Regions from separate parts of the Homo sapiens genome. Here region 1 is linked to region 2. Evidence: chromatin loops called from intact Hi-C (ENCODE). Cell type or tissue: right lobe of liver. All regions are shown on one strand. Links, peaks and the distances in the headings refer to the core of each region. The heading gives the core; the rest is flanking DNA.

Region 1 (10,884 bases), core at 1,969-9,968, 60 kb after region 2:
TGTTTGGTTTGGTTTGCTTTGCTTTGCTTTGCTTTCATAGCACCACAGCTAACACAAACTGAAAGGCAAGAGCTGCATTAATTTCTTAAAAAGTTGGCGATTCAGGGCTAGCAGTGAAATTTTCATTAAAGTATGACTTCTTACTCTGATTGAAGGGGGAAAAAAACACTGGTCAATCCTTTGTAAATGAAAATCAAGAATTGCTGGGATATCAACTGGTTTACTCCCTCCATTCAGAGTGGAGCAGCCTGAAGCTCCAGAAGGAAGTGGGTGCTCTGATGAACAGCTTCTGGCAGGAAACCTTTGCCTGGGTCTTGGATGGACTGAGTACCACCGGCAAACCCTCATCTCCCTCTGGCACACACAGTGGAACTCACAATGGAGAAGCAGCTGAAGACAGTGCCTGTCAGCACTCCATAATGTCTGTCAGCACTCCAAAATGTCGACGCTGTAGGTCACTATTTATTTATTTATTTATTTATTATTTTTATTTTTTTCTTTTTTGAGACGGAGTCTCACTCTGTTGCCAGGCTGGAGTGCGGTGGCCCGATCTCGGCTCACTGCAACCTCCGCTTCCCAGGTTCAAGTGATTCTCTTGCCTCAGCCTCCCCAGTAGCTAGGATTACAGGCATGTGCCACCACACCCAGCTAATTTTTATATTTTTAGTAGAGATGGAGTTTCACCATATTGGCCAGGATGGTCTCGATCTCTTGACCTCGTGATCCACCCGCCTCGGCCTCCCAAAGTGCTGGAATTACAGGCGTGAGCCACTGCGCCCGGCCAGGTCACTATTTAGACACATGAAAATACACTTGTGATATCAGACTCAGTGAGATTAGCAGAATGCATAATTTGCATAAAACGATTAAGTGAGTGCTACGGCAGATTGTATTTTCCAAAGTTGGCTGCAAAATGTCTCCCATTTGCCTCCCTTCTAAAATGTGACTTGGATGCTGCTCCCATTGAGAGGTGGGGTCTTTGTTTCCTCTTCTTGAATCTGGATAGGCTTGTAACTTACAAGTAACCAAAAGAATGAAGCAAAATGATGCTGCACAACTTCCAAGGCTAGGTCATGATAGAATCACCTTGATTGCTAGAACACCTGTGGTTGGAGCCACCACATAAGAAGTCTGCCGACCATGCCACAAGGCAGCTTAAGCCACATGGAAAGGCCACTTGTATGCACTCCAGCTTGCAGTCATGTTCGAGTCCTCCCAGACAGGCGCCAGATATGCTCATGAACAGGCCTTGTAAGGCAAAGATAAACTGTCTCCGTGGTTCCCTTGCTGAATTCCTGACCCACAGAAACCACGAGCATCACAAAATGGTTATTTTAAGCTCATAAACTTCAGTGTGATGTGTTACACAGCGATAGTAACTGAAACAAAGACTGATGGTAATCTTAAAGCAGCTTTTGCAAAAGTCATGAGACTATGCATATTTTAAAATAATAAAAAATATTTCTGTCATATCAGTCTGACTTCCTCCTAAATCTCTAGCCCCCATCACTCCCCTCAAATCTCACCCACCCACTCCTATCCCCACCATGCCCACCCCATGCCAATCCTTACTTCAAACCTTGCTTTCAGCTTTCCCAAGTTTCTACCTGTCCCTGTCCTCAAATAACCCAGGCTGCATCATCCCTTGGTGGCTTTATTTCTGTTTTTCCTTCTGATTGAAAAGTCCCACCTTTTCTCCTGCATCTGGTGAATACCCACGATTTTCACACTCAGCCATCCATCTGTTCCTGGTCCTCCCACCACTCCTGGTGCCTCCTGCCATTCGAACATCTGTCATACCTTCTGGGGCTTACCTAGAGAAACATCAGTCCCTCTCCCTACAGGAGACCATAAGCTTCTGAATGGTCAGAGCCATGACTGCTTCATCTTCTCATCTTTCTCCAGGGACTACCACTGACAGTCATCTGTAACAGCATGGCAACTCCTGCATAAGCCTGAACAGCAAGCACCTTACTACCTTCTGCAAGCACCTTACTACCTTCTGTGCCCCAGGCACCTGCTTGTCTCACCTTAGTGAGACATACACGCTTCAAACCTGAAGGTGCTGTATAATGCCTAACTTGCACAGTTGGTCCTAGTCATTGTTTCTCCATCTCACAAAAAGGAAATTGAGTCTTGGAGGATGCTCAGCTAACAAGCAGTGGGGCCAGGACAGAATCCCAAGTCTACTTCCAAAGTCTGTGCTCTTTCTATAGCATGTAGTGACTTTTTGTTAAATAATGGCCTAACACACACATATAGTTGCATATACATAATTTGTGTCAGGCTGGATGCAGTGGCTCACATGTGTAATCCTAGCACTTTGGGAGGTCAAGACGGGTGGATTGCTTGAGGTCAGCAGTTTGAGACCAGCCTGGCCAACAAGGGGAAACCCTCTCTCTACAGAAAATATAAAAATTAGCTGGACTTGGTGGTACGCGCCTGTAATCCCAGCTACTCAGGAGGCTGAGGCACAAGAATTGCTTGAACCCGGGAGGCAGAGATTGCAGTGAGCCGAGATTGTGCCACTGCACTGCAGCCTGGGCAACAGAGTAAGACTCCATCTCAAAAAAAAAAAAAAAAAAAGGAAAAGAAAAAAAAAAGGTATCAGTCAAGATGGCTGCATTACTGCATTACTCTATGGCAACAAATAACCCCCAAATCTTGGTGGCAGGAACAATCAGGGCCAGTCTCCAGGATATCTGGCCCCCATGTGATGGCTCAGCATTGTGGCTCCATATCACGAATCATTTCTACCCTTGCTGAAGCAGGGAAAAGAGAATGGTGACTTGCACACTATCAATTAAAGGCCTCATTGAGAAAATGACACATGACATTTCCACTCATATTTTATTGTTCAAAACAAGTCATGGCCATGACTAACTTCAAGTGGGTAGGGAGTTACAATCTTCCTGTCTGCAAGCGGAAGGAACCCAGACATTGAAGAAGGATAGTAGTATCTGCCACCTTGCTCAACAAAAACAACTAGAAGAACAGGGCAATTATTCAAAAAGGAGGTGATAGCTTGCCATTTCTACACAAACCCACATTGCAGGGTGAGTCCTGAATCACCTTAAGGTACCAAAAAAAAAAAAAAAAGATTACAACTGGTCTCTAAGTTCAATCTACCATTTATGCTGACAATAATAGCAAGACATCTACTGGCAACCACAGTGAAAACCACAACCAACGTTTATAGAGTGCTTTGCAATTTAAGTAGTATTTTCATATATGCTTGCTCTATCAAGCAATATGAAAAGCCTTCCGAGTCCTAGCCAGAGCAATCAGACAAGAGCAATAAATAAAAGGCATCCAAATTAGAATGAAGAAAGTCAAACTGTCACTGCCAATGATGTGATCGTATGCCTAGAAAACCATAAAGACTCATCCAAAAAGTTCCCAGATCTAATAAACAAATTCAGTAAAGTCTCAGGATACAAAACCAATGTACACAAATCAGTAGCACTGCTATACACCAACAACGACCAAGGTGAGAATCAAATCAAGAACTCAATTCCTTAGGCCAGGCATGGTGGCTAACGCCTGTAATCCCAGCACTTTGGGAGGCCAAGGCAGGCGGATCACGAGGTCAGGAGATCGAGACCATCCTGGCTAACACAGTGAAACCCCGTCTCTACTAAAAATACAAAAAATTAGCCAGGCATGGTAGTGGGCACCTGTAGTCCCAGCTACTCGGGAGGCTGAGGCAGGAGAATGGTGTGAACCCAGGAGGCGGAGCTTGCAGAGAGCCAAGATTGCACCACTGCACTCCAGCCTGGGTGACAGAGTGAGACTCCATCTCAAAAAAAAAGAAAAGAAAAAAGAAAAATAAAGAACTCAATTCCTTTTACAACAGCTGAAAAAAAAAACAAAACAAAACCACTAGCAATATACTTAACCAAGATGAAAGACCTCTACAAGAAAAACTACAAAACATTACTGAAAGAAATCATAAATGACACAAATGGAAACATATTCCATGTTCATGGATGGGAAGAAACAACATTGTGAAAATGACTATACTGCCCAAAGCAACCTAAAAATTCAATGCAATTCCCATCCAGATAGCATCATCATTCTTCACAGAATTAGAAAAAAATCCCAAAATTCATATGGAAAGGAAAAAGAGCCCTCATAGCCAAAGCAATACTAAGCAAAAAGAAGAAATCCAAAGGCATCACATTACCTGAATTCAAATTATGCCACAAGGCTACACTTACCAAAACAACATGGTACTTATATTAAAAATAGGCATGTAGACCCAATGGAACAAAAGAGAGAACCCAGAAATAAAGCCAAATACTTATAGCCAACTGATCTTTGACAAAGCACACAAAAACATAAAGTGGGCAAAGGACACACCGGGAAAGCCACATGTAAAAGAATAAAACTGGATCCCCATCTCTCACCTTATACAAAAATCTATTCAAAAGGGATCAAAGACTTACATGTAAAGACCTGAAACCATAAAAATGCTGAAGATAACATCAGAAAAACTCTTCTGGAATTGGTTTAGGAAAAGAATTTATGACTAAGACCCCAGAAGCAAACGCAACAACAGCAACAACAAAAAAAGAGACCTAATTAAACTAAAAAGCTTCTGTACAGCAAAAGAAATAATCAGCAGAGTAAACAGACAACTTACAAAGTGGGAGAAAATATTTGCAAACTATGCATCTGACAAAGCACTAGTATCCAGAATCTACAAGAAACTCGAAGAAATCAGCAAGAAAAAAATAAAAATAATAATTACATCAAAAAGCGGGCAAAGGATATCAATAGACAATTCTCAAAAAAGATATACAAACAGCCAACAAACATATGAAAAAAAATGCTCAACATCGCTAATCATTAGGCAAACGCAAATGAAATCCACAATGCAATACCACCTTACTCCTGCAAGAATGGCCATAATTAAATTAAAAAGTCAAAAAACGATAGATGTGGGAATGGATGTGGTGAAAAGAGACCACTTTTACACTGCTGGTGGGAATGCAAATTAGTACAACCACTATGGAAAACTGTATGGAGATTCTTTAAAGAACTAAATGTAGAACTATCATTTGATCCAGCAACCCCACTACTGGGTATCTACCCAATGCAAAAGCAATCAGTATATGAAAAAGACACATGCACATGCATGTTTGTAGCAGCACAATTTGCAATTGCAAAGATATGGAAGCAATCTAAGTGCCCGCGGACCAACAAGTGAATAAAGAAAATGTGGTATATGTACACCATGGAATACTACTCAGCCATAAAAAGGAACGAAATAATGTCTTTTGCAGCAACTTGGATGGAACTGAAGGCTATTGTTCTAAGTGAAGTAACTCAGGAATGAAAAACCAATCCCGTATGTTCTCACTTTTAAGCCGAGGCTAAGCTATGAAGACGCAAAGACCTAATAAGAATTATATAATGGACTTTGGGGATTCAGGGGGAGAGGGAGGTTGGAAGTGGGGTGAGGGATAAAATACTACAGATTGGGTACGGTGTACACTGCTCAGGTGACGAGTGCACTAAAATGTCAGAATTCACCACTAAAGAACGTATCTGCTGGATACGGTGGCTCATGCCTGTAATCCCAGCACTTTGGGAGCTGAGGCAGGCAGATTGCTTGATCCCAGGAGTTCAAGGCCTGCTGGGCAACATGGCCAAGCCATATCTCTACAATAAATACAAAAATTAGCCAGCTGTGGTGGCATGTGCCTGTCATCCCATCTCAGTTACTCAGGCGGCTGAGGTGGGAGGGTCACCTGAGCCTGGGAAGCGGAGGTTGCAGTGAGCCAAAATGGCGCCACTGCACTCCAGCCTGGGCAACACAGCGAGACCCTGTCTTAAGAAGAGAGAAAAAAAGAACTTATCCATGTAACCAAAAACCACCTGTACCCCAAAAACTATTGAAATTCAAAAAAGGAAAAGCCTCTCAAATGAATTCTGAAACGTTCCTTTCCTTCTGATTCTCACAATGTGAGAAATGAAATAAAGTGAAGCACACAAAACAAAATGAGAAGGACCAGCCAAAGACCAGGCTGAGTGCTGAGCCCAAGCATGAAAGGATGAGAGTGGAAGATGGCCAGGGTGGGCCGACATCAGAGAGCTTCGTGGAAGGATAACAGGGACCCCCATTGCAGAGTGCACCCTACATCACCTCAAGGATGAGGTGCAGACCTCAGTCTCCTCCACTCTGTGTTCCTCAGGCTGAACTTAGGGGAAATCGTTACCCACCATAGATAAGGCAGGCATGCTGAATTTTGGTGAATGTATCTCATAAACTGGAAGTTGAAAAATGATAGCTTGTGAGCTGAATCTGGCCCTCAAATATATTTAGTTTGGTGCACCATCTGATTTATTGATTGATGGATGGACTGATTGAGACAGTCTCTCTCTCTGTCTTGCCCAGACTGGAGTGCAGTGGTGCAATCTCAGCTCACTGCAGCCTCTGCCTCCCAGATTCAAGCAATTATTCTGCCTTAGCTTCCCAAGTAGCTGGGATTACAGGCGCATGCCACCATGCCCAGCTAATTTTTGTATTTTCAGTAAAGACGGGGTTTCAGTGTTGGCTATGCTGGTCTCGAACTCCTGACCTCAGGTGATCCACCCGCCTTGACCTCCCAAAATGCTGGGACTACAGACGTGAGCCACCACATCCAGCCAAGGTGCACCATTTTAATATATGAATTGCTATTGACATCTCAAAATTGGGAAATTTCACATGAAAATTTTGGACTTCCACCTTCTGAAACCCAGCCACTGGATCTACATCTTGCAGAGATGAACAGCCCGGGCTTTGTGGAGTAAGGCCCTCTCAGCCATCTCTAGTGCTTCCAATTGCCTCCCCCAGGCATGCCTTGCTGATGTGTCTGACCTCTAGAGGCTTTGAGTTCATGATCCCTGAAGCAGGCAAACAGAGAAACTGTGTTAAAAAAAAAAAATTTTAAATTGAGCATTGACTGTTTTATTCCCATTAACAGTTTTCACAAATGTCCACTGCAGTCTCTCACAACCATGCTCAACCTGGATGACCCTCCTCCAGGCGCCTGTGGGCATGCACCCCTCACTCCTGCAGGTCAGCTCAGACATCTCCATTCAGTGAGGCCCCTGGCCCACCCCACCCTGACCACTAGCACTCACTGTCTTCTTGCTTTTTTCCAAGCATTCATTATCCAACTTCCTAAGGGACTCTACATTTATTCACTTATGTAATAGTAAGTCTATTGTTTATTCTCTGTCCCATTGCTAGAATGTAAGTTCCATGAAGCCAGGGGTCTTTGGCTGCATTATTTACTAAAGGAGCTCAAGATGCTACAAGACCCCTGGCACACAGTAGGAACTCAATAAATGCTGGAGAACGAATGTGTGTCTCCAATCTACCGCTCATAAAATCTCAATTTGTCTTTCTATTGTTATTAACATGTCTCTCTGTTATGCTATTTTCATGTATATTCTGCTAGTGAAATAAATATTATCATTATTTTGATAAAAATGCATTTCCTAGAACTTTGCCATAAAGAAAGCGTTTTTGCATAGATCACATCCCCTGAGTGCTAAAAATGGGCCCTGAGGTTGACTGGTGTGGTGGGCTGAATAATGGCCCCCAAAGAGATCAGGTCTTAATCTACTGGACCTAAAAATATTACCTTATACTGCAAAGACTTTGCAGATGCGATTAAGTTAAGGATCTTGAGATGGGGAGATTATCCTGGATTAGCAGTTGGGCCCTAAATGCAATCACGAGTACAAGTATTCTTATAAGAGGGAGGGAGAGGGAGAAGAGGAGGCAATGCGACCATGGAGGCAGAGAGAAAAGGGATGAAGCCACAAGCCAAGGAATGCTGGCAGCTTCCAGGAGCTGGGAAAGGCAGGGGTGGATTCTTCTCTAGGACTTCCAGGGGCAGAGGGTGGAGTTGGGGGGTCTGCCAACACCTTGATTTTGGCCGGTGAAACTAACTGCATTCAGACATCTGGCCTCTGGAACCATGAGAGAATCAAGTTATGTTGCTCCAACCCATCCAGTACATGTTAATTTGTTAGAGCAGCAACAAGAAGCTAATACAACTCTTATCCCAGATGTTGTGATCTTCATTTTCCAGATTAAGAGACTATGGCCCATTGAAAGAAAGCAACTTCCCCATCAACGTGAAGCTCCACAGTAAGCGGGGCAGGACCAGGACATGGAGCAGCCAAATCCTAGGCTGGGGCTCAGTCCCTCTACCAGAGCACCTCCAAAAAGAAGATGTGACCTCAGAACTGTTTCCAGAAGATCATGAGAAGACATTACCACGGTTTACAACAGGACAGATAAACCAAAATGCTGCAACTCTTGCAAGCTGTGGGTAAATGCAGAGTGATGGCAGTAGAGAGACTCCTCAGGGAGAAGCCTCTGGAAGAAATACCCCAGTCTGCTCCACTCCCTCACTGAGTGCTTGGGGGAAGACCCTCAATTTCTTCATATGTGGAAGGAAGAAGCTGGACCACACCACTGGTCCTCAGAGGCTCCATCCTTGGGGTCTTTGTGAGGGTTGAGGAGGAGCCCCAGGAGGTAGTGGTCTTTACCCCCCTACCCTTGGCAACTTCAACCTGATGTGCAGACTTCTGCCTGCCTTCCATATTGTGCCTCTGCCCCACATTTCTTCTGAACAAAAGGCTCCACAGTTCAAAATAAGTTTGAAAACCACTAAACCCAGGATTTCTAAGGTCACAGCCTTGCTAGTCTTAAATCTCTGTGGTTCTTGAACTCCACATGTTACAGCAGCAATCAATCCACCATCGGTGTTTGTCCAGAGACTGGATCCCAGCAAGCAAGACCAAAGGGATCTTCCTGGGAGTCAGAAAGTACTTAGGAAGTGTTAACTGCAAAGTCTGTGTCCACGTCACTTTGGAAAACTCCTGTATTCACAGGCTCCAGGTCACAGCTACTTTATATCGTAAAAGTGACCCAAGCCAGCCCTCCTCAGTGACCACTTAATGACCTGAGACACTGCTCTGGGAGTGCACAGAACCACCACATTTCTCCTCAATGCTCTGCTAGGGCCGAGGGGCTACCGTGCTTACACAGAGCAGTAAGCACTCTAGCAAACCTGCACTAAAACCAGAAAGCAAACAGGCCAGGCACAAAGGCCACCATCTCCTAGGGGTCAGGCCTCTTAAGTAAAAGAGAATCGGATTGGCTTTTCCTTTAAGTTGTGGACTCTGACACTGAAGTGACCATTATCCCCAGTCCACTCAGACACTTGGAAGAAAATGTATTATTAAAAGCAATCGATGCATTATGAAAATGAACTGGGTAAACTGTAATTTTATTGGCTCTGAGTTCAAGCCATAAAAGGGTAAATGTGAACAGGTGTGCCAGTTAATGTCCTTGGGTAATTGGTTAAGTATGGTAACCCCCAGAATCTACTTCTACTCAGCTCATACAACTTAAGCTGCAGAAAGTAGAAAGTGCAAAATATACCCACTTTTTAAAACTCTTTATTAAAAATTTTTAAAAAGCTTATTATATGGTCCCCACCTGGGCCATGATTAAGCACTCATTATTGCAGTAACAATGGCCCCATTGTTATTTCATCCTAATAACCATATTTAAATTACACAAAGTTTTGAGAGCTATAGCCTTAATGAAACTGAGGCCCAGGAAGGTTGATTGGTTTTCCTAAGATTGAGAGGAACAGAGCCAGAGGCTGACCCAGAGCTCCAAATTCTCAATCCAATAATTGTTCTAATACATGTAACAGAGAGTCGTTCACTACTGTGCCAGCTTAGACAGTCTCGAGCATATTCTATTGACCAACACAAAGAATATATGCAAGGAGTCTCACCATCCTTATTGGTCAGCGTTCTCCAGAGAGGCAGAACCAACAGGATATGCATACAGAGAAAGAGAAAGATTCATTTTAAGAAATAGGCTTGCACAACTATGGAGGCTTGGTGAGTTAAAAATTTGATGGTGGTGGCCGCTAGGCTAGAGATGCAGGGAAGTTGCAGTTTGAGTCTGAAGGCAGTCTGCTGGCAGAATCCGTTATTGCTCAACAAGATGGAATGGGGGTGGTCAGTCTTTGCTCTGTTAAGGTCTTCAATTGACTAGATGAGACCCACCCACATTATAAAGGGAAATCTGCTTTACCCAAAATCCACCAATTTAAGCATTAATGTCATCCAAAAAACACCTTCACAGAAACATCCAGAATAATGTTTGACCAAATATCCAAGTACAGTGGCCCAGCCAAGTTAAAACATAAAATGAACTACCACACTTTCCCACCAGACGTACAAGTCTTCACCCCCTCCACTTGTTTGCACTTATGAATATCCCAAGAAGAGCAGGAGAGGGTTGTCTATATGGGGTGACCAGGGAGAATGTAGGCAATGTCTATGGCATCACTACAGCTAGGTGACCAACAGGTAAGATGAAGGATGCTAATGAAGATCTCACTAAGATCCACCGAGCTGGAATCAAGAGAAGGGGCTAGGTCTGCGCAGATGAAGCCTCCCTTTCTCTGAAGCTCCTGGGCATGCAAATGATGCATGGTTTTTCTGAATTTTGTTTGTTTGTTTGTTTGTTTAGCTATCAATTGCTGTGAAACAAACTACCCAAAACTTAGTGGCTGGTCTCTCCCAACAACCATTTTATCATTGCTCATGATTCTGCGACCAGGATTTCAGACAGCACACAGAGGGTGGCTTGTCTGTGTCCCATGCAATGTCTGCCGAGGCTAGAATGTCCAAGATGACTTCTTCACTCATACATCTGGTCCCTCAATTAGATCGGCTCAAGTAGCTGAAGGCTGACAGAGACACTTTATGGGAGTCAGAAGTCTGTAGCCTCAATTCTCACAGTTGGCTGGGTTCTTCAGTCTCCACGCAATCTATGGGCTTCTCTCTCTC
Region 2 (10,884 bases), core at 1,783-9,782:
CATGAAAAGGGGTTTGAAGACGCGTCAATGTGAAGATTTTATGGATCAAGTTTAAATATGGTGCATATTTGTTCTGTTCCTATTCCATAGAGAGCTCTGAGTCACATGGCCACATCTCAATGCAGGAAAGATGGGAACTATGGACTTACTGGTATAAAGATGGGCAGAATAAGTGTGGTGGACAGCTAGTAGTCTCTTCCACAATACCCATATGCACCCTTCTTCATATGTACATATTATATATACACACAATCCTTTCTGGAGAGATATACCTCAAAGCTCTATCACAAGTAACCACTGCAAAAATTAAATTTAAGAAAATTCATAGCTCGGTCAAATGGCTGATGATATGCTAATAAGTTTTGCAGTGAGCCAATGCAACACTGAAAAAAACTGCCGAAGTCACATTCAGGGAGTGTATTATTTTCCAAGCAAGGGCGCTTATGACCTTGGCAGCTGGCATTCTGAAGCCATTGACTGTGCTCAATGTTTTCAGTTCTTCCTTTGAACATTGAAAGGGATGGTATCTCAACCAGCAGCTTAGATGATACATTCTAGTTTTTCAACAGTTCATTGTTTAAAAGGTTCTTTAATACCTAGCCAACGTTTCCCTCTTCTTGGCATCAAGCCAGAACATTTTGCTCATGTCTGTCAGTGGGCACAGCCTGCCATACCAGTAAAAAGAATAACAAGATCAAACATGAAAAAGGAGCAATGCCTGTCTTTGCATACTTGTCTCCTGTCTCCTTTGCATACTTGTTTCTAGCGTGGAGTGATTGATACATTCTTGCTCTGAGATAACCACCATGATATCTGAGTTACGGTTAGCACTACAATATCCTTCCCTGTTCTCAGGAAGTCTGCTGCACACACTATCACTTACCTGACACACCAAGAGTTGAGTACTGCATCAACTAACTCAAGTCCAGTAAGGCATCGTTTTCTTTACATTACTGATCAATGACTTTTTTTGAGACAGGATCTTGTTCTGTCCCCAAGGTTAGAGTACAGTGGCACAATTATAGCTCACTGCAGCCTCAAACTCCTATACTCAAGGGATTCTCCCATATCATCCTCCTAAGTAGCTGGGACTACAGACACACACCACCATGTCCATCTAATATTTTTTCAATCTTGTAGTGATAGGGTCTTGCTATGTTGCCCAGGCTGGTCTCGAACTCCTGGCCTCAAGCAATTCTCCTGCCTCAGTCTCCCAAAGCGATTGGATTACATGTGTGAGCCACCACACCTGGCCTCAATGACATTTTTATTACTAATTTAATTGTACTTCTTTATGTCCCCTTGCTCTTTGTTTTGAAGTCTTTCTTTTATTTCATCCTGAAGGCCAATACTTTTTTTTTCTTAACAGCATTGTTCTTCTTTCACTGATCTACTGAATATTTACATTTAAAAATTAGTTTTCTTACTCCATAGTGTCTCATTTTGTGTTATTTTCATCGATCAAGTTGTGATTTATTTGACTCCTCCAGTCACTTGTACTTGGACTTCACCTTGTTCTTGCTGATTTTCTTTGCTGCTTCTGTTTCCCTTCGATCTCAGGGCTCAGGTCAGATGGATGGGGAACCTTAAGCAGTAGCAACCTGATGAGTAGTTGGAGGTGCAAGTTCCTGCTGGCAGAGTGTCAGTCTCTGTGTAGCACCAGAAGAAAGCTTCTCTTTCCCCAGGAATGCTCAGCAGAAAGATCTGCCTTCAACCAGGCTCAGGGGAAGGTAGGAACTTAGCACACTAGGCAGCTTCCCCCATAGTTCCAACACCTGGGGGGTGCCTAGAGGTCCTCTTAGGACTATGCACAAGGGAGGCACAACATACTGTCTGTGGGCCACAGATCTCTGGGGATGCGGAGGTATACTGCCCTCCCCTGGATGTCTAGACTCCTACCCAGTGGTGCAAATTTCTGCACCTGCTTGGCCTCCTCTGGCTCCTGGCAGAGTCAATATGGAAGATCATACCCTTCCAGTCCTGCCCACATGCAAGCCCAGGAGAGATGGTAAGTGATGGGAAGAGGTAAGACAAGGAGGGCATCTGAGGTGTTTACTCACTGCCATCTTCCCAGAATCCCCTCTGCTAGATGCAATTTAAGACTCTTAAATTCTTTACCTGATATAATTTTGTTTTTCATTTATCTCTTTAAAAGAGTGGCATTTGGCCATAATTCAAATATTTTACCCAGGACTCTTGAGAACCAAGGGATAATTCCTCAGCTGGCTTGAGGATTTGGAAAGAAAAGACCTGTTATTCTGATAACTTGACTTTGTTTTGAAAATCCGCAGGGCTCTCAGCTAGCACTGGTATTTCTGCATCTCCACATCTCTGTCCTCACGGAGCTGGTTTTGGAACGTTAATTGCTTGGCCGGGGCAGTTAGAAAAAATTAGTTCTAAGGCTGGGTGTGGTGACTCGTGCCTGTAATCCCAGCACTTTGAGAGGTGGAGGTGGGCAGATTACTTGGGGTCAGGAATTCAAGACCAGCTTGGCCAACATGGTGAAACCCCATCTCTACTAAAAATACAAAAATTAGCTGGGCATGCTGGGGCGCACTTGTAGTCCCAGCTACTCAAGAGGCCGAAGCGTGAGAATCACTTGAACCCGGTAGATGGAGGCTTCAGTGGGCCGAGAATGCGCCACTGCACTCCAGCCTGGGAAACAGAGCGAGACTCCGTCTCAAAAAAAAAAAAAAAAAAAAGTTCTAAGAATGTCAGTCTTCATCACATGTAGGAATTTCATAGGGTTCCATAATGGTGCTCTTCCACCTTTATTGTGCACTTACAATATGACGGACCTTCTTCTGAGAAATCATTTTCTATAAATAATGCCATCCAATGGTCAACACTAACTTGCTCGTGTAACAGCAAGTCTAAAGAATAGTAAGAAAAAAGACAATGTGATATTCCGAATGTCCTCGGGTTGGTGGTGAGAGTCAGTGTTACCCCTCCGCACCTCGTTCTTAACCGCCCCATCACCTTGCCCCCATTTTCTGCTGGAGCAGAGGTTCTCAGACTCTGGGATTTCAAAGAACCAGGAGAATGTTAACGTTGGCATACTTTGGCAATGAACACAGGGCTGCCAACATTTTGATTGCCAGGTGTCTTCACTCAAAAACATCTACAATCCACTCTCAAAAACATTTCATAAAATGGGCCAGGCATGGTGGTCCACGTCTGTAATTCCAGCACTTTGGGAGGCTGAGGCTGGTGGATCACATGAGGCCAGGTGTTCAAGACCAGCCTGGCCAACATGGCAAAATCCCGTCTTTTACTAAAAATACAAAAAAAAAAAAAATTAGACTGGCATAGTGGCACAAGTCTGTAATCCCAACTACCCAGGAGCCTGAGGTTCAAGAATTGCTTGAACCCGGGAGGCGGAAGTTGCAGTGAGCCAAGATTGCGCCACCGCATTCCAACGTGGGTGACAGAGTGAGACTCTGTCTCAAAAAAAAAAAGTTTCATAAAATGAAATATGAGTCCCAAAAAAGTAGGAAGGACAAAATCTTACAACTTTTAAGTGAATAAACATAAACTTTATAGAAATCTCACCAAAACGTGAAAATTCCACCACCAGTTGGCAACACATCACTGAGAATCATTTGGCAACCCATTGCAGGGCGTCTGCCACCAGAGGTATTTCCCTCCCAAGAGGGTAAGAGTTGCTGGGAGTAGGTTCACAGCTAGAGCCCAGCCTGCGGGGTATGTTCATGTCCCTTCCGGTTTCAAAGGAATTCAGTCTATCAGGTACAATATCTCTCCCTCAGGTCTGAACAAGGAATCAGCAGAAGCAGCCACAGGACTATAATGGTGATACAATAATCCCATGGAGGAGTAAACTACAAAAAACCTGATCTTTCAGTAGAGGCTTTACATGCTTAACCTCTGGAGCCAGGCTGCCTGAGTCTGAATTCTAGTTCCACACTTTACTAGCTAAATAATCTTGGACAATTTATCCAAGATTATTTAGCTAGTAAACTGTGGAGCTAGAACTAGACTGGAATTAGATTAGCTAATGCTAATTAGCTAGAATTAGATTAATATTTCCAAGCTTCAATTTGCTCTGTGAAATGGGAATAATAATACCTCCAAGCGTAACGAGGATTCCATGAGATAATGCATGTAAAATGCTTAGAAAAAAAGAAGGATATTAAATGCTAGATCTTACTACTATTGAGTAACTATTATGTTCCAGGGGTGTGCTAACTGTTAGAAATAAATAAGATGTCAGCCAGGCGCTGTGGCTCACGCCTGTAATCCCAGCACTTTGGGAGGCCAAGGTGGGCAGATCACGAGGTCAGGAGATCAAGACCATCCTGGCCAACATGGTGAAACCCCATCTCTACTAAAAAAATACAAAAAATTAGCCAGGCGTGGTAGCAGGCGCCTGTAGTCCCAGCTACTTGGGAGGCTGAGAGAGGAGAGTCGTGTGAACCTGAGAGGTGGAGCTTGCAGTGAGCCAAGATCGCACCACTGCAGTCCAGCCTGGGCAACAGAGCAACACTCCATCTCAAAAAAAAAAAAAAGAAAGAAAGAAATAAGATGTTACCAAAGGTGGCTGCAGTAATCCACCCCTCCTTCAACCTTTTCTGCAGTGAGACTTTGTCATTCCTGCAGTCAAAAGGTGGAGTCTATGTCACTTCTCCTTGAATCTAGGTGGCCCTGTGTCTTGCTTTCGCTGAGGTATCAATATGTGACTTCTTAGCTAGGCCTTAAGCAAGCTTGCAATTTCCATTTTCACCTCTTTAGGAACCAGCTGCCATATAACAAAACTCTAGGTAGACTGTTGAATGAAGACACTGCTGGAGACAGAGGCTGTGTATTAGTCCGTGTTCATGCTGCTGATAAAGACATACAAGTGACTGGGAAGAAAAAGAAGTTTAATTAGACTTACAGTTCCACATGGCTGGGGAGGTCTCAGAATCATGGCGAGCAGCAAAAGGCACTTCTTACACAGTGGCAGCAAGAGAAAATGAGAAAGAGGCAAAAGCGGAAACCCCAGATAAAACCATCAGATCTCGTGACACTTGTTCACTACCATGAAAACAGTATGGAGGAAATCACCTGCGCGATTCAAATGATCTCCAACAACATGTGAGAATTGTGGGAGTACAATTCAAGATGAGATTTCAGTGGGGACACAGAGCCAAACCATATCACGCTGCATGGAGGAGAACTGAGATGTCCTGGCCAACAGCCAGGACCAAGACATGTGAATGAAGCTATGTTGACACCTCCAGCCCCAGCTGAGCCACCTCAGGCAACACCAAGTGGAGCAGAGGTGAGCTGTACCACTGGCTTCACCTGAATTCTTGACCTCCAGAATTATGAGCTATTACATGGTTGTGGTTTTAAACCATTAACTTCTGGGGTGCTTTGTAACGCAGCAAGATAACCAAAACATAAGACACAGCCCATCCATAGTGAAATCTAGCAGAGACCCCTCATCCCCTCTCAGGTCATGTGGAAAATGCTATGATAGAGATGCCAGGTCAATGCAACCTACTGTGGGCACAAGAGGAGGCAATGATCGATCATGCTGGGGACAGAGGATAGAGAAATGGCAGCCCTGAGAGGTGAGAGGGGACCCTTAAACCTGCCTGAGTAGGTGTGGCCAGGTGGAGGGCTGGAGGGCATTCTTGCTCTGCAATCAGCAGTGGCCAAATCTGGGGCTGTCTGGCTGTGAAGGAGTGTGGGAGAAAGTTGAAAGCAGATGAAGCAGAAGTTTCCACTCAAGGATGAGATTCAATGAATCTACCAATATCTCCCTGTTTACTGAACGTTTACTAAGGCCAAGACCTTAGTGGGTCTGATTGATCAATGGATAAATGCCACAGGTCCTGCCTTACCCTCAGACAGAACACAGCAACAGGTCAGCCCCCCTGAGCCTCCCCGGCCCCAGGCTGAAGCAGGTCTGAAGACCTTAGCACTGTCCTGAGCCTTTTCCTGCCTCCTTTATAGAAATTACCCAAGTATTTAATTTTTTAAAAAAGGTGTAATTGTTTTCTTGTTATCTATCTTCCCTTTTGGACTGTGAACTCTGAGTGCAGAGAAGCATCTATTTTGCTCTTTCTCAGGCCTTCAAAGCCTAACAGTGGCTGCCACAGAGCATAGGTGTTGTGCGAATGTATGAGTGAATGAATGGAGGAATTTAATGAGAAAGCATGCTCTCAGATGCCTGGCATTCATTCATTTTTGATATATGTATAGGTAGTTATACCACAGCCAAATAAATAGCCAAATTCACATCAGAAAAGAGGCTCAAGCACTTGTACTCTATGTATAGTCTATATAACTTCTATAATAATAATTAACATAAAGTGAATGTTTACTCTGTGCCAGGGACTGCTCTAAGTACTTTATTTATGTTTATCTCATTTTGTACACAGAGATTTCTTTAAGGTGGTTCCTATTATTATCCTGATTTATAGATGAGGAAATCTGAGGCATAGAGAGTTTCAGGGACTTTCCTAAGGAACTTGCTGTTAAATTGCTGAACCTAGATTCAGACCCAAGCAACGGAACTCCGGAGACACTTCCCTTCACCATAGCACAGTGATGCTTCTCTTCATGAGATTCAATTAAAGTTAAATAAATAAGTAAGAACATAGACAGCAACAGAAGGACTCAGGGAATTGGTGACAAGACAGGACCATTTTCCCCATGGGAGTTTTTGCTCAATTCTAGCTCAGTCTGTGGTGAATACTTGTGTGTCCACAGCAGCCTACAAGACTAAAATTAGAGCCAGAGAGTGCTTCTGAGTGGAAAGGAGCGCCTGGGCAAAATAGAGCCCATCAGGCATTCGGCATAGCACATAGGGGATCATTTAGTCAAAGCTGTCTGAGGATCACAATGATTGGGCAGGGGCTCCCATCCTTCCTCCTGACAGGATGGAGCCTGACAGTCAAGGTCAAGCATCACCTCCGAGGTGAGAGAAGGCACGGGTTAGACACAGCATCGATCTAGGTCCAGCTCTGTTGTCAACTAAGCACTGGGACATTTAGGGTCACGCCCATCTGTAACAAGAGCTCCGAGCTTCTTCCCAGCAGTGAAATGCTACAGATTATTTTGGAATTCACATGGAGACCTAACAGTTCCAGGAACAGCAGCTCTAACAGTGCATATGGCAACTTTTCAGGCTGCTTCCAAGCAATGGCCAGATCTACATGGCAGGAATTTGCAGTCTTCAAAAACAGTTAAACCAAGCCAAGTCTTGATTGTCATTAGTTGTGTTAGCAACCATATAGCTATGAGAACTAAAAACACCGACAACTTGCCTCCAGAGGAGAATTCTCTTATACGTTTTGTTTCTAATAAACAGGGGAAGAGACGTCCTTATCACTGCTGCTTTCAGTGTGAATTTCCTCTTAACAGTCTTCTGGCAGACATCAGCATCTCTCTGCTTCCCTCAGCATAACTACAGAAACAGCAGGAAGCAGTGATTGCCATTGCATAGGTTTCTGTTTGTATATTGGCAGATGTCAAAACATTCTCATAGAAAGGGCTTTCTAAAGTCTCAGCTTAATTCCACAATCCTCTTTGCCCACATCCGTGTAGGACATGATAAAACTCAAGTGACCAAACTCGCCATCTTGCTTTTGTTCGTGAAAACAAATCTAAGCAATAAGTATCTGTGTAGGGATTTCCACAATCTCCACCCAAGGGTGAAGGAAGCTACGGAAGGCAGGAGGCAGGGAGACACTCTTCGGGGTTAGAGGAAAACATGTTTTTCACTTCTCTTCTCCCCGCATCCTCCTGTCTCAAGGCCCTCCTGCTTGATGTCTACCTGGCTTTGATCCGCTTGGATGCCAACAGTAAGAGTTTAAAATACAATGACAAAAAAGATGGAACACAAAAGCCCTCAGTGGAAGCTGCCTGATTCCGTTAAATATAAACAATTTGTCTGGTAGATGATGTTAGGTAAGCTGTGACATTTGTCTTTCTGCTCCTATTCCCTGCTTACCCACCCAGCCCCTCCAGCACTAAGGCTCCAGTTCTAAAAGCAGACTGGCTTCTAAGAGGACCCTGGCTCCATCAGTTAATATCTGTGTGATTGTAGGAGGTTAGTTAACCTCTCACTGCCTACATTCCCTACTCTGTAAAATGAGGATAATAAATAGTAACAAGTTACAGATTTGTCGTGGGGATTAAATGGAATAATGGATACAAAGGAAATTAGCATGGGAGCATCTAGGAAGCTCCAACGTTAACTACTAGTAACGTTGTGATTTTTAGTAACCACCCCATCTCTCCATTCAGTGAGAAAGGATCTATTTACCAGTACTTACAGCAGGGCAGAAGCTCATTAACACTCATTAACAGTGATAGTTCATGTTCAACCTTTCATCTCTAGTTGTGAAGTGAAAGGCTGTTTCCCCAGGTTCTATTTATTCAACAAGCATTGATTGAAAACTTAGTTTGTTGGGTATTATAAGGTATTCCCAGTACACAGAAGGTGCTCAGGAAATGTTTGACAGATGAATGAATGAAAGAATGAATGAATGAATGAATGAATGAATGAATGAATGAATCATGACCCTCCCACAGATGCCCCTCCTGGATACAACAGGACATTGGGGACAGAGAGGCTTGCTCATCCCTACACCCTCACCTCCCTCCAGCCCTGAGTCCTCTCCACTCCAGCCCAGGGCTGCCTGCCTGCAGAGCCACTGGCCTTAGACCTTCTCCTATTTCCTTGCTTGGCTTCTGACCAAGAAGTTCTGACAAAGAAGCAGTCATTAGAACACATCCTCTTTGTATTACTATGGTCAGGAGTTATAATGGATGTTCAAAAAGAAGGCATCTCACATGCATATGGAAAGTACCTTCACCCTTTACTCTAATCAAGGGCTTATTCTTATTTTATCCCGTGTAACAGAGCCATCTCTCAAACTTTAAGTACTGAGTAAGAAAATATTTTGTACAAGGCTGGCCTGGACCGTGATCAGGATGTGGCATGTGAACTTTGATGGACTCTGGGAATAGCCTAGCTCTGCCCACACCTCTATCTTACAGGGTGGACATATATTGTTTTTTTCCGTCAATATCTATTATACCTTGTTTTGGTGTCTTGGTCTTGCCTCCTCCTCTGGAAGCAGAACTTGGGTGGGGCCCCACCTCCAGTCTCATAAATGCAGCAAGTGTCACACGTCTAGACCATCAAGGCATTCAACCTACAAAAGCCACAGGGATGGTGGGGTGAGGGAAGGCACCTGCTCAGAATGAGTCCCAGGACTAGAACTACTGATTCTAGGAGGAAACATTCTCTTTTTACTTTAAAAAAAAATGCTTCACTCTATCACCCAGGCTGGAGTGCAGTGATGCTATCTTGGCTCACTGCAACCTCCACCTCCTGAGTTCAAGCTATTCTCATGCCTGGGCCTCCCGAATAGCTGGTATTACAGGTCTGTGCCACCATGCCCAGCTAATTTTTGTATTTTTAATAGAGACAGGGTTTCGCTATGTTGGCCAGGCTGGTCTCCAACTCCTGGCCTCAAGTGATCTGCCCGCCTCAGCCTCCCGAAGTGCCGGGATTACAGGCTCTTGTTTTAATATGAACTGGGGAAGAATGACCTTGAAGCTACTGAAAGGCCACAAGATAGTGTCTGAGAACAAAGCAAATATAGGAAAGAGAAATTTGAGCCACTGGAAAAGATAGCCTTGATTTCGTTGAGCCCCTGAATCAGCCTGTGCTTGAAGCCAGTTTCCTCTGATTTTTCGGCTCTGTGAGTACATAAATTCCTTTACCCTCTGCTTAAGCCATCAAGGTTGGGTTTTTATTTACAACCGAAAGAGTCCTATGATACCAACAGAAATTGTCCCAGTGCCCAAAGTTTCATATTATTTATTCCTTTGCATTAATGTGGAAAAATCAAGCTACAAGATTGCAAAGGTATTACCAGCCATCAGTTCAGGAGTTCTTGGTAATTTGATAACTATTACTGTAATTTATCTGGTAGTACCACAATCAGGCTCTAAGCACTCCAAGGATAGAACTCAAAACTGCGTTGAACAATACAGCCAAGTCCACCATGAAGTCCCATAACCCATGCCTTTAAGTGATCCCCTTCTAGTTCTGTGGGGAGCAATAACTCAGACACTGGAAACTTCTTAAATGTATAGGGCTTGCTCTAGGCTATGAATGGGTAGGATTGTAGAGGCAGAAGAAAGAGGAAAAATATTTATTTTGTTTGGCAAGCCTTTTGTTTCCAGTGATGTCCAGAGACAGTGTGGACCATAGAAGACCCCAGGATTCTCTTCCTTAGATTCAGTGACCTTTACTAGATTGTGTATGCATCACTTTTTCCGTGTCTTTATCCAAAGCCGGCAATTAGGTAGAGTTTTACCAGCCCATGAGCTTGAAATTTTTTTATTCAACCTATCAGTGATATTTATTGAGCACCTATCATGTACTAGATGCTGTCCAAGTTACTGATCACTGGAGTTTCAAAGATGAACGAGCACATTTCCTTCACCCAAGGAGATTAGAGTCCAGTGGGTCATGCAGACAACACCCAACGTAACTACATCAGGTACAATGAAGGCTATGACAGAGGTGAGCACACTGTGATGCCAAGCAATGGCAAGGAAACCTGCCCCAGGCTACTACATGGAAGCTGTGACTCAAGACAAGTGGAAGGTAGTTTTTGAGCAGAAAAATGGGCAAAAGGGGTTGCCAGAAGAGGAAATGGCACCAGCAAAGGAGCAGTGGTATAAGAAAAGTAAGGGCATTTATTGAACTGAATTCATTTGGTAAACTGGGCCCAGGTATGAGGGTGGGAAAGCGTGTGAAAAGAAGAAAACACGTCATCATAAAGGGCTCCTTCTGCCAAGGTAAGGACGGTGTTTGAATGGGGAAGTCTCCAGTGGCTCCACATTTGAGAC

What was found. Hi-C counts contacts between places; a loop is a spot of excess contacts. Peaks named below come from ENCODE experiments on the same cell type or tissue, not always from the same donor. Only the 100,000 strongest peaks of a DNase experiment are listed, where the experiment ranks them.
Region 1: it touches region 2 in a loop (5-fold over the local background); 2 of 110 quality-filtered maps call a loop at or near these places.

What each region holds. Positions count from the first base shown.
Region 1 is chr9:87,308,184-87,319,067 of GRCh38, forward strand. No RefSeq gene overlaps it. Among named protein-coding and RNA genes, the nearest start is that of LINC02872, 160 kb to the left of the region's middle. In right lobe of liver, for the core only: no CTCF peak of the experiment used is centred there; no DNase peak of the experiment used is centred there.
Region 2 is chr9:87,248,534-87,259,417 of GRCh38, forward strand. LOC105376126 (a long non-coding RNA gene) reads right to left here. Exons shown (of 15, transcript XR_007061642.1): 10 at 9,057-9,173. Among named protein-coding and RNA genes, the nearest start is that of LINC02872, 110 kb to the left of the region's middle. In right lobe of liver, for the core only: no CTCF peak of the experiment used is centred there; no DNase peak of the experiment used is centred there; H3K27ac peaks cover 1,134 bases.